2 separate regions of the Homo sapiens genome follow, and region 1 is linked to region 2. A link is a loop called in an ENCODE intact Hi-C map of the cell type or tissue named here. Cell type or tissue: natural killer cell. All regions are shown on one strand. Links, peaks and the distances in the headings refer to the core of each region. The heading gives the core; the rest is flanking DNA.

Region 1 (5,377 bases), core at 144-5,143, 120 kb before region 2:
CAAAGTGTAATCTATTTCTAAAAACTTGTCTTCAATCATCTCAACCCTTTTCTCATACTTTATCTCTATCTCTTCATATTATCCATCAGTAATTGTTAAAATAGCAAACACTTACATGACACTATGTATGGACACGTATATTAATACAATTAAACCTCACAAGATCCCTGTAAGGTAGAAACTATCATCCCCATTGTACGTGTGAGAAAACCGAGGCACAGGTAAGAGAGGTAATACACTAGTAGTGCCAGAGTTGGGATGTGAACACAGGCAGTCTCACTCCAGGGGTAAGCTCTTCCCTATGGCCATGCAGCCTCTACGCCTTATTGACATGCTTCTAAAATACAAAAGTGGTAGTAGAAATTTTTTTTTTCTTTTTTTGTTTTTTGAGACAGAGTCTTGCTCTGTTGCCAGGCTGGAGTGCAGTGGCGCGATCTCGGCTCACTGCAACCTCCGCCTCCTGGGTTCAAGAAATTCCCCTGCCTCAGCCTCCCTAGTAGCTGGGACTACAGGCACGCGGCACGACACCCAGCTAATTTTTTTGTATTTTCCTAGAGATGGGGTTTCACCATGTTGTCCAGGATGGTCTTGGTATCTTGACCTCGTGATCCGCCTGCCTTGGCCTCCCAAAGTGCTGGGATTACAGGCGTGAGCCACCACACCCGGCCAGTAGTAGAAATTAATTAGTCTCAGACTCTTATCATAAGATAGAAGCGGTATCAGGAATTGAACTCCCACTCTTTCAGTGCTCTGTGATAGCCCATGTACTATTCTTCTGACACCAAGATAAAAAAGACTATTTCCAATGAATGCCCATTAGATCAGAGATTATGCCACGTACAATCTGTCACAAAAAACCAGGAAGCATGTCACTGAAACAGTCTGGCTTGTAACATAACTTTTATTCTAAAGAAATACCCATCATTTGATACTATGGAAATCTGAATATTATGTTGTACTTTTAATTTACAAACACAAATTTAATTGACATGAAATTTATCAAGATATGAAACCTAAAAATATCAATGTTGTCTTAAATTCCTTTTGACAAGATTGTTAACTGCTTGACATTTTCATGCCTTTACTTTCCTTGAATTCCTCATGTGATGGTTCATTTTAGTTGTTAACTTGACTGGGCTATGATGTCCAGTTGTTTGGTCAAATACCAATATAGATGTTGCTAGGAAGGCTAGTTTTAGATGTGATTAACGTTGAAATTAGTAGACTCTGGGTAAAGCAGATTACTCTCTATAATGTAGGTGGGCCTCATCCAGTGAGTTGAACACCTGAAGAGCAAAGACAGGTTTCCCAAAGAAGCAGCATTCTGCCTTCGGACTGCAACACAGAAAACCTGCCTATGCTTCCAGCCTGCAGATTTTGGACTCAAGACTGCAATATTAACGATTTTTTTTTGGAGACAGTCTTGATCTGTTGCCCAGGCTGGAGTGCAGTGGTGTGATCTCAGCTCACTGCAACCTCCGCCTCCCAGGTTCAAGCAATTCTCCTGCCTCAGCTTCCTGAGTAGCTGGGATTACAGATGCACACCACCATGCCCGGCTAATTTTTTGTATTTTTAGTAGAGACGGGGTTTCACCATGCTGGCCAGGCTGGTCTCAAACTCCTGACCTCGTGATCTGCCTGCCTTGGTCTCCCAAAGTGCTGGGATTACAGGCATGAGCCACCATGCCTGGCCAATATTAACTCTTAACTTGAATTTCTAGCCTGGTAGTCTGGTCTACAGATTTTGGACTTGCCAGCCCCCACAGTCAAATAAGCCAGTTCTTTAAAATGAATTCTCTCTTTATCCTCTATTTGTTCTGTCTCTAGAGGACTCTGATTAATACAACCAGCACCTCCCTCCTATCACCTTTTTCACAGGAGACCCTCAGTAGAGAGTCCTGTAGATCAAGCCTCCATCCTGATTGCCCATTGTAGTTCTTATAAGAAAAGATAAAGTTGGCCACTTTCCATTACAGCACACAAACTAGCAACCTTTCTGGAACTGGGTAACACATTCTCCCGGGTTTGACTGTGGTAGATTCTAAACCACACGCCTTCTGTGAATAGTTGTGGTTTGACAAGCTACAAAGACATACAGCCTGGTCTGTGTAAGTCCCCAAGTAGGGGCCCCAGAGACTTGCGGCCACCCTGCTAAGAGTCCTCCAGCCAAGCTCTGCCCAAGGGAACAGCACCACCCACACCATCAAAGCTTTGCCTGCAGCTCTGGGCCAGCCTGAAGGGCTTGAAGAGGCCATCGGGTTACTAAATGGCATTTTGGTCACCTTTTCTTTCCTCCCAAGATCGTGAAGAACAACCTCATTGCCCTAATGACTCCCAACTTCTGTCTGCACGTGGGTTTGATTGTTACAATCACATTTTGCTTACTGCCAATCTCCCATTTCAGCTGTTCAAATTCTAGGAAACCAATATTTATTTCCTTAACAAAAGATCTCAACAAGCCAAGCCTCCTTCTCTCTCTCCCTCCCTCTTTCTTTCTCCCCATCCTACCCAAACCACAAAGCCCTGTTCTTTGTAAAGGGCCTGTGCTGGGAGCTAGAAATGTGTCACACCAAGAACATCCACCATTGCCCAAAGCTGTTTTCCTTGTGGCTTCTTCAGTAGCAGCCACGCTGCCTTCAGTGTTGACAGTCAGCAATTTTGAATGTGCTGACATGGAGAACAGTGACCACAGAGTCAATGCACACCAGCAAGGAAGAGAAAACAAATGCGGAAATGGAAAGGTGATGCTGGGCCTCTGTCTTTCCCTGCTTCTGGAGGCCCACCAGTGAGGTCACAGGTTGGCCTGTGGAGGCCTGGAGGGCAGGGAGCACAGGCAGCCTCACCTCTTTCTGCTGTTTCCCTGCCATCACAACTTGGTCCCCGCATTTCTATTTTGGGGGCTGACGCATGCAGAGCTGTGGAGGAGGGAGCCATTCCCTCTACCACCTTAGGTCCCTCTCCTTGCAGCTGGCTCCTACCAAGAGGAGAGAGGAAAGGGTCAGCTGTGGCTTCTCGGCAGCTCTGTGAACTGCTCTCTCCAACACTGAACTCAACAAATGTTCTTTACATTGCTAATTTGTTTTTGTTCTTTTTTTTTTTTTGTCTCCAGTAGCAGGAAAGTTTGGTAAGCAAAAAAAGATCCCAGAAAATTTCTGGGTAGCAAGTCTAGTATTAAGGGGGGCCAAGGGGTGAAGAAGGATGGAGCCATTAAATTAAAGCTTACGAAGGGCTATTAGGCTGCGTGCAGTGGCTCACACCTGTAATCCTAACACTTTGGGAGGCTGAAGCGGGCAGATCACTTGAGGTCAGGAGTTTGAGACCAGCCTGGCCGCCATGGTGAAACCCTGTCTCTACTAAAAATACAAAAAATTAGCCGTGTGTAGCGGCGGGTGCCTGTGATCCCAGCTACTTCAGAGGCTGAGGCAGGAGAATCGCTTGAACCCAGGAGGCAGAGGCTGCAGTGAGCCGAGATCGTGCCATTGCACTCCAGCCTAAGGGACAAAAGCGAAACTCCATCTCAAAAGACAAACAAACAAAAAGAAGGGCCATTATAATATCACTATAATGCTTTATAGGCAGACTGTGAGTTGGGGATTCTGGAATCCCTCTTTTCTTGGCTCTATCTGGGTTAGATAATAGGGAAGTTATTTAGTTCGAGGTGGTTCAATGTATGAAGTGATCAGGTAGGCAGGGGGTCTCTCTGTCCAGAGATATGCAGTGGGGCAGTTCTGGGACCTGGGGTTACACATGAGCAGGGACAAAAGCTGAACTTAATGTTTGGCCTCCTGCGTAAAATAGTGCTTCTCAAACTCTGCAGTTTATAGACCACACCTGGGGTGTAAAAATCCCTACCAACCTCGGACTGTCCTCACATGTGCCAAGAGGAAAACAAAATCCCATCCACTGCAGTTAAAAAAAAACAAAACCAAGTACATTTGGGGGGAATAAAAATTGCAGCAGAAATGGCTAGTGGCCCACCAAAGATGTCTGCACCCTTTCAGCTGTGTAAATTTGATGCTGGTGAGTGGCTGCCCAGCCAAGGACTGCATTTCCCACCTCCTCTTGCTCTAGAAGGGGATATATGACTTAGTTCTTGACAAAAGACTGTGGACAGAAATGATGTGTGCCATTTCTAGGCTTGGCCCATAAAAACCTGGCTTGGCACATTAAAGTCAGGACTCCCCCAAATCCCCTAGGCTATCTCTTTTCTCACCAACCAGCTGGAAGCAAAAGATTCCAAGATCCGTGGAGGAGCTACAAGGTGGAAGGAGCTCGCTGCCTGTCCAAAAAATGCCTGGATTTGGACTGTTGGATGACAGAGAAAAAAACTCATATTTGAGGTCACTGGGGATTTCAGGGTTTCTCTATCACAAAAGTTATTTTAACTGCACAAAATCACTAAGTGATGTCAGAGGGAAATTATTAATTAGGCACAATGACATAGATGTTAAACGTGGTATGCTATTATTTGGGTTTTTAAAAAAGAATGTGCCTACATATACACTTCTATATGCTTGAGACGTCTCTGGAAGAAAACGCTAGAAAATAGTAACAGTGGGTGCCTTTGGGGAAGGAAACTAGGAGACAGGAAGAAAGGGGTAGAAAAGAGATTTATCTCTCACCGTATTTTGTTTTTAGCCTTTTGAATTTGTATCGTAGGCATATGTTAACCGCTCAAAAGTTACATTTAATGAAACAACTTTGTGCGGTGGCTCATGCCTATAATCCTAACAATTTGAGAGGCTGAGGCGGGTGGATCACTTGAGGTCAGGAGTTTCAGACCAGACTGGCCAACATGGTGAAACTCCATCTCTACTAAAAATACAAAAATTAGCACGGCATGGTGGCAGGTGCCTGTAATCCCAGCTACTCAGGAGGCTGAGGCAGGAGAATTGCTGAACCTGGGAGGCTACAGTGAGCTGAGATGGCGCCAATGTACTCCAGCCTGGGTGATAGAGCGAGACTCCGTCTCATAAAAAAGAAAACAAAACACAAGTTCTAAAAGAATCCAGTTTTTAGATCAGCAGGAGAATGCTTATGCACACTACTACTAGTCCCCAGGGCCTTTTTCGAAACCAGTGGTACAAAGTGTTGACATTTAAAAATACATAAAAGTGTACTTTCTTTGAAAACTCAAGGGAGGGGTAGCAGTAGCTGCTATTCCTATACTGCATCTGAATTCTTGGGGTTAACTTTCTCATGCTCTTAGAGACTCTCCTTTCATTCCAACGGCGACAGGAGGCTGATAGCAGAGAGGAGTCAGGGGTTGCTTCTTCTATTAGATCAATTTATTCCTAAATGTAGGTACCACAAGTCAACCACACACCTTCATAAAAAGGATTCTTGGGCATCTTTCCTGAAAATTCTAATTCAGTAG
Region 2 (5,377 bases), core at 134-5,133:
TTATATTCTGAAAAAGGTGAAAAAGAACAATGGAAATACCACAAGATGGGTAGCTTTTAGAAAAATCAGGTTTTCTAAGTAGCTTGAATAACCACATAATCAATATGTGATTCTATCAGCTTCGACTTTACATGGGAAAAAAATTTCACCTTGATTATTGCAACTTCAAAACATTTCTGTCCCATAGTAGAAGGGGAAATGTGGAGTCTTTTGACTTGGTTGCACTATGCAGGGGCTGGCTTTTTCTCTAGTAGTCAAGATTGCGCCACTGCATTCCAGCCAGGGTGACACAGCAAGACTCTGTCCAAGAAGAAGGAGAAGGAGAAGGAGAAGGAGAAGGAGAAGGAGAAGAAGAAGAAGAAGAAGAAGAAGGAGGAGGAGGAGGAGGAGGAGGAGGAGGAGGAGGGGAAGGAGGAGAAGGAGGAGAAGGAGGAGAAGGAGGAGAAGGAGAAGGAGAAAGGAAGAAGAAGGAGGAGGAGGAGGGGAGGAGGAGGAGAAGGAGGAGAAGGAGAAGGAGAAAGGAAGAAGAAGGAGGAGGAGGAGGGGAGGAGGAGGAGGGGAGGAGGAGGAGGAGGAAGAGGAGGAGGAAGAAGAAGAAGAAGAAAAAGAAAGAAGAAAGAAGAAGAAGAAGGAGGAGGAGAAGGAGAAGGAGAAAGAAAGAAAGAAAAAGAAAGAAAGAAGAAGAAGAAGGAGGAAGAAAGAAGAAAGAAGAAGGAGCCGGGATGCATTTAGTAGCAGAAGGACTACAGAATAGAATACATAGTAAAATCATACCATGGAGAAAGATCGAACTGGAGTCCTTAAAAAAAAAAAAATCTAGGCTGGGCATGGTGGCTCACGCCTGTAATCCCAGCGCTTTGGGAGGCCGAGGCTGGCGGATTACCTGAGGTCAGGAGTCCCAGACCAGCCTGACCAAAATGGTGAAACCCTGTCTCTACTAAAAATACAAAAATTAGCTAGGTGTGGTGGTGCACACCTGTAATCCCAGCTACTCAGGAGGCTGAGGTAGGAGATTTGCTTGAACCCGGGAGGCACAAGTCGCAGTGAGCCAAGATCACACCACTGCACTCCAGGCTTGGAGACAGAGCGAGACTCCATCTCAAATAAATAAATAAATAAATAAATAAATAAAAATCTAAAAAAGAGCCAGACTCTAAGTTTTGTGAGGACAAGGACACTGTCTTGGTCACCACTGCATTTCTGATTCCAGCTTCAATATTTCCCACTTAGCAAGTGCTTCAGAAATACTTGTTGAATGAGTAGCATACATTCATGTTAAAATAAATGGTTGGGAAAAAATCTCTTCATATTTTAGCCCAAGTACTTTGGTTTTGAGGCCTACAGACAATCTCATTTTAATCTTTAGTAAGCCTGTTTTGCCATCATTAAAATGCTTCTCTTTGAAGGTGAGCTTACTTTTTCAGTTCACTGATGAAGATATTCAGAATAAAGTAGAACACACTCTAGAAGAACAAAAAGAGAAAAGCTTCAAAACTGAAAGCAGAACCCACAAAGAAAAGGCAGACAAACTGCCTTGTAGCATCTCTACAACTGACACCCAAGAACCGAAATGAAACTGAATTTGTTCAGCAAAGCCCAAGTCAGAATCATAAAAACTCCTCGAAATACTACAAATGGCACCTATGTGACAATGAACAGTTTTAAAGCCTCAACACTCAGTGGACAAATGCCTTCAGATGAGCCACTTCAGAAGGTAGGACTCCTACCTAAGGCAACTTCTTCATACTTTAGCTTATTATCTTTATTCGAACTTGATTGAGACTTGCACACACACAAATGACTTTTCCCCTCTCCCTTTGGTTAAGATAGTCATCCATTAAACATCATTAGGAAGTAGAAAGGCCCCTTCCCTCTCCAGAGGGGAACCTCCTCTGTGCTAATAACCACACAGCTAGGTCTGGCCTTGCAGCCACCTTGCAATGTGGCGCTGGGGTCTTCGTGGGCACTGCCAAACTTCCCACAGCAGATAATAATGTGCCACCTAAGGAGGAAGGCAGCATTTTTCTGCCCTGAACTCCAGCTTCCAGGATCACTCGCCTAGGTCTCATCTTCTGAAGCCTCCTTTGTCTATCGGATGCATACTGTGCACCTTGTCATTGTTGGGAGGACAAAAACAACTGGCGTTTCTCACAAGCTGTCTGAAAGAGCTGCTGCAGACGACCCATGTGTGCACAGACTCCGCACACACTCTCTCTCTTTCTCTCCCTCTCTTCCCCTCAGGAACACCATCTGAGAGAGCTGCATGGCTGCCCAGAACTTGTCCCATCCAGCTGACTCCACCAGCCTTTTCCTTCTTTAGCAAGGAAATGGATCTCCAGAAGACACATTCCTGCAGCTCCATGAAACCATCCAGGCACAGATACTTGCCCAGCTTTTTAATTTTACAGCTTTTACACTGAGGTGACACCCCTGTCCCCAGCCCTGCTATCGTGGACATTCCCATTAACCCTGTTAGTTTTAAATGTTAAAAACAGAGAACTCAAGACATCTACTTTTTTAATGTCAAGAAATGCAAAGTGGCCTATGATAATAAACATAAACACATACATAATAGCCCAGGACTTAAAAACAAATCCCTTCATTTCTTAGACCCACAGCCACATAGATCTCACAGTTTAAAAAAAAAAAAAAATCCACAGTGAAACGTATCAGCGTACATTCTCTTTCAGATCCAATACACAGAAAATCTTTACACTTATAATTTTACAGGGACCAGGATTAGAGAGAGAGAGAGAGAGAGAGAGAGAGAGAGAAGGCACGCATCTGCTTTATGTTCTCAGTGACCAGCTGAACAGATGGTCAAGAATATTGTTAGTTAAGAAAGCTCTCATTCATGATCAGAAAGTCCCTTGGGCAGGCTGGTGTGGGGTGCAAGAATGTCCTAGAATGTAATATTTGAAGAATGTGTTCATGTCTGAGATATGAACCCATGTGGTGGACGTGGGGGAGGAAGGGGGAGAACAGACAGCCTGTTGTGATCCAAAAAGCAACCACAAGTACCTCAACATTGGTTTGTCACCCAGACACTTCCGGCTTTCATTCCACCCACTCCCTCAACAGTATTAAAAGTGAAGAAAACCATTGATAGGTCTCAGTAGCTGCCATAATCCTTCCTTCTCTAGACATGAGTGCAGTCAGCCCTCCGTATTCATGGATTCTGCATCTGTGGATTCAACCAACAGATATTCCAAATATTTTCCAAATATTTGAAGGAAAAAATTATGACTGTACTGAACATGTACAGACTTTTTTCTTGTCATTATTCTCTCAACAATACAGTGTAACAACCATTCACATAGCATTTACATTGTGTTAGGTATTATAAGAAATCAAGGGATAACTTAAAGTATACAGGCCAGGCGTGGTGGCTCATGCCTGTAATCCCAGCACTTTGGGAGGCCAAGGTGGGCGGATCACCTGAGGTCAGGAGTTCAAGACCACCCTGACCAACATAAAGAAACCTCGTCTCTACTAAAAATTCAAAATTAGCCAGGCATGGTGGCGCGTGCCTGTAATCCCAGCTACTTGGGAGGCTGAGGCAGGAGAATCGCTTGAACCTGGGAGGCAGAGATTGTGGTGAGCCAATATCGTGCCATTGCACTCCAACCTGGGCAACAAGAGCAAAACTCCGTCTCAAAAAAAAAAAAAAAAAGTATACAGGAGGACGTCCGTAAGTTATATGCAAATACAACACCATTGTATATCAGGGACTTTAGCATCCCTGGATTTGGGTGTCTGTCAGGGGGTCCTGTAGCCATCCCCCATGGACACCAAGGGACAGCTGTACCTCACCAGTAGAAAAATATAAAAGGGAGGTAGAAGAGGATACGCTGCATGAAGTTGCCACTTCTTTGTCACTTCTTCTGGGCTAACACAGAAGATGTAAAAAGAAACAGGGGGTCCTATGTGTTCATCCCAATATGAGCATTTCCTGGGTGAAATTTCTCTAAATTTAAGTCGCCTCTCAACCTGACCAACAGAAAGTGTGTTTGTCTAGGGAGGGAGGAGGATGGCTGGTCATGAGCACTATAAAATCTATGGGAGAACTGGAAATCAACAAATCTGCAACCATCTGGCTTTCCATACCAATTTATATCCATGTTTTCTTTTTTTTTTTTTTGAGATACAGTCTCTCTCTGTCACCCAGGCTGGAGCGCAGTGGCAAGATCTTGGTTCACTGCAACCTCCACCTCCTGGGTTCAAGCAATTCTCGTGCCTCAACCTCCCAAGTAGCTGGGATTATAGGCGCCTGCCACCATGCCCGGCTAATTTTTGTATTTTTAGTAGAGACAGGGTTTCACCATGTCGGCCAGGCTGGTCTCAAACTCCTGACCTCAAGTGATCCACCCACGTAGGTCTCCCAAAGTGCTGGGATTACAGGCGTGAACCACCTCGCCCAACCCTTCACTTTTTCAACAAAATTTCTTATAGACTTCCATCAGAGAGACTCTGGTACTATAGATGAGTTCCCTGGTGTTTTGATCTTTCTCCCACCCTGCAGTGAGCACCTACTTCCTGGCTGTGAGGTATTGTGCCAGGCACCCACAGTATACAAGAGACATGAGATATGGGGATATCCATACCCTCCGCCTGCCATTTTGGGGACAGGGGGTGTATGTGAGTCAAGCAACATTCACAGCTTCTAAAGCTAGAAAAAATAGTCTTCAAAATAATCCATATGTTGCTTTTTGCAACTCATTTTAGTGCCTTGATTGGAAAGTTCTGAGGAGGATATTAATGAGAAACTGGGGTCACCAAAATCAAACAGGAGGCCTGGTTTGGAGCAGGGAGCAAAGTAATCAGAAAGAGGACACGTGGCCAGGTGTGGTGGCTCATACCTGTAATCCCAGCACTTTGGGAGGCCGAGGCGGGCAGATCACGAGGTCAAGAGATCAAGACCATCCTGGCCAACATGGTGACACCCCATCTCTACTAAAAATACAAAAATTAACCGGGCATGGTGGCGCTCACCTGTAGTCCCATCTACTCGGGAGGCTGAGGCAGGACAATAGCTTAAACACGGGAGGTGGAGGTTGCTATGAGCCAAGATTGTGCCACTGCACTCCAGCCTGGCGAGAGAGTGAGACTTCGAAAAAGAAAGAAAAAGAAAGAAAGAAAGAGAGAGAGAAAGGAAAGAAAGAAAGAGAGAGAGAGAGAAAGAAAGAGAAAGAAAGAAAGAAAGAAAGAAAGAAAGAAAGAAAGAAAGAAAGAAAGAAAGAAAGAAAGAGGACATGTGTACTATGAGGGAGAGGGTCATTATTCATCCCCAGCTATTCCCCAGCTTCTTCCTTCCTTGTACCTACCAGCAACCCCCTGGTCCTTTGAAAACATATAAGGCAGAATCCTCAGCTGCCAC

Evidence for each region. Hi-C counts contacts between places; a loop is a spot of excess contacts. Peaks named below come from ENCODE experiments on the same cell type or tissue, not always from the same donor. Only the 100,000 strongest peaks of a DNase experiment are listed, where the experiment ranks them.
Region 1: it touches region 2 in a loop (4-fold over the local background); 1 of 110 quality-filtered maps calls a loop at or near these places.

The regions. Positions count from the first base shown.
Region 1 is chr4:139,948,647-139,954,023 of GRCh38, forward strand. All of the region lies in intron 1 of MAML3 (mastermind like transcriptional coactivator 3), which reads right to left. Among named protein-coding and RNA genes, the nearest start is that of MAML3-AS1, 180 kb to the right of the region's middle. In natural killer cell, for the core only: no CTCF peak of the experiment used is centred there; a DNase peak (open chromatin) is centred at 2,045; H3K27ac peaks cover 855 bases; H3K27me3 peaks cover 268 bases.
Region 2 is chr4:140,069,015-140,074,391 of GRCh38, forward strand. The region is part of intron 1 of MAML3 (mastermind like transcriptional coactivator 3); the gene reads right to left. Among named protein-coding and RNA genes, the nearest start is that of MAML3-AS1, 56 kb to the right of the region's middle. In natural killer cell, for the core only: no CTCF peak of the experiment used is centred there; DNase peaks (open chromatin) are centred at 1,567 and 3,017; H3K27ac peaks cover 853 bases.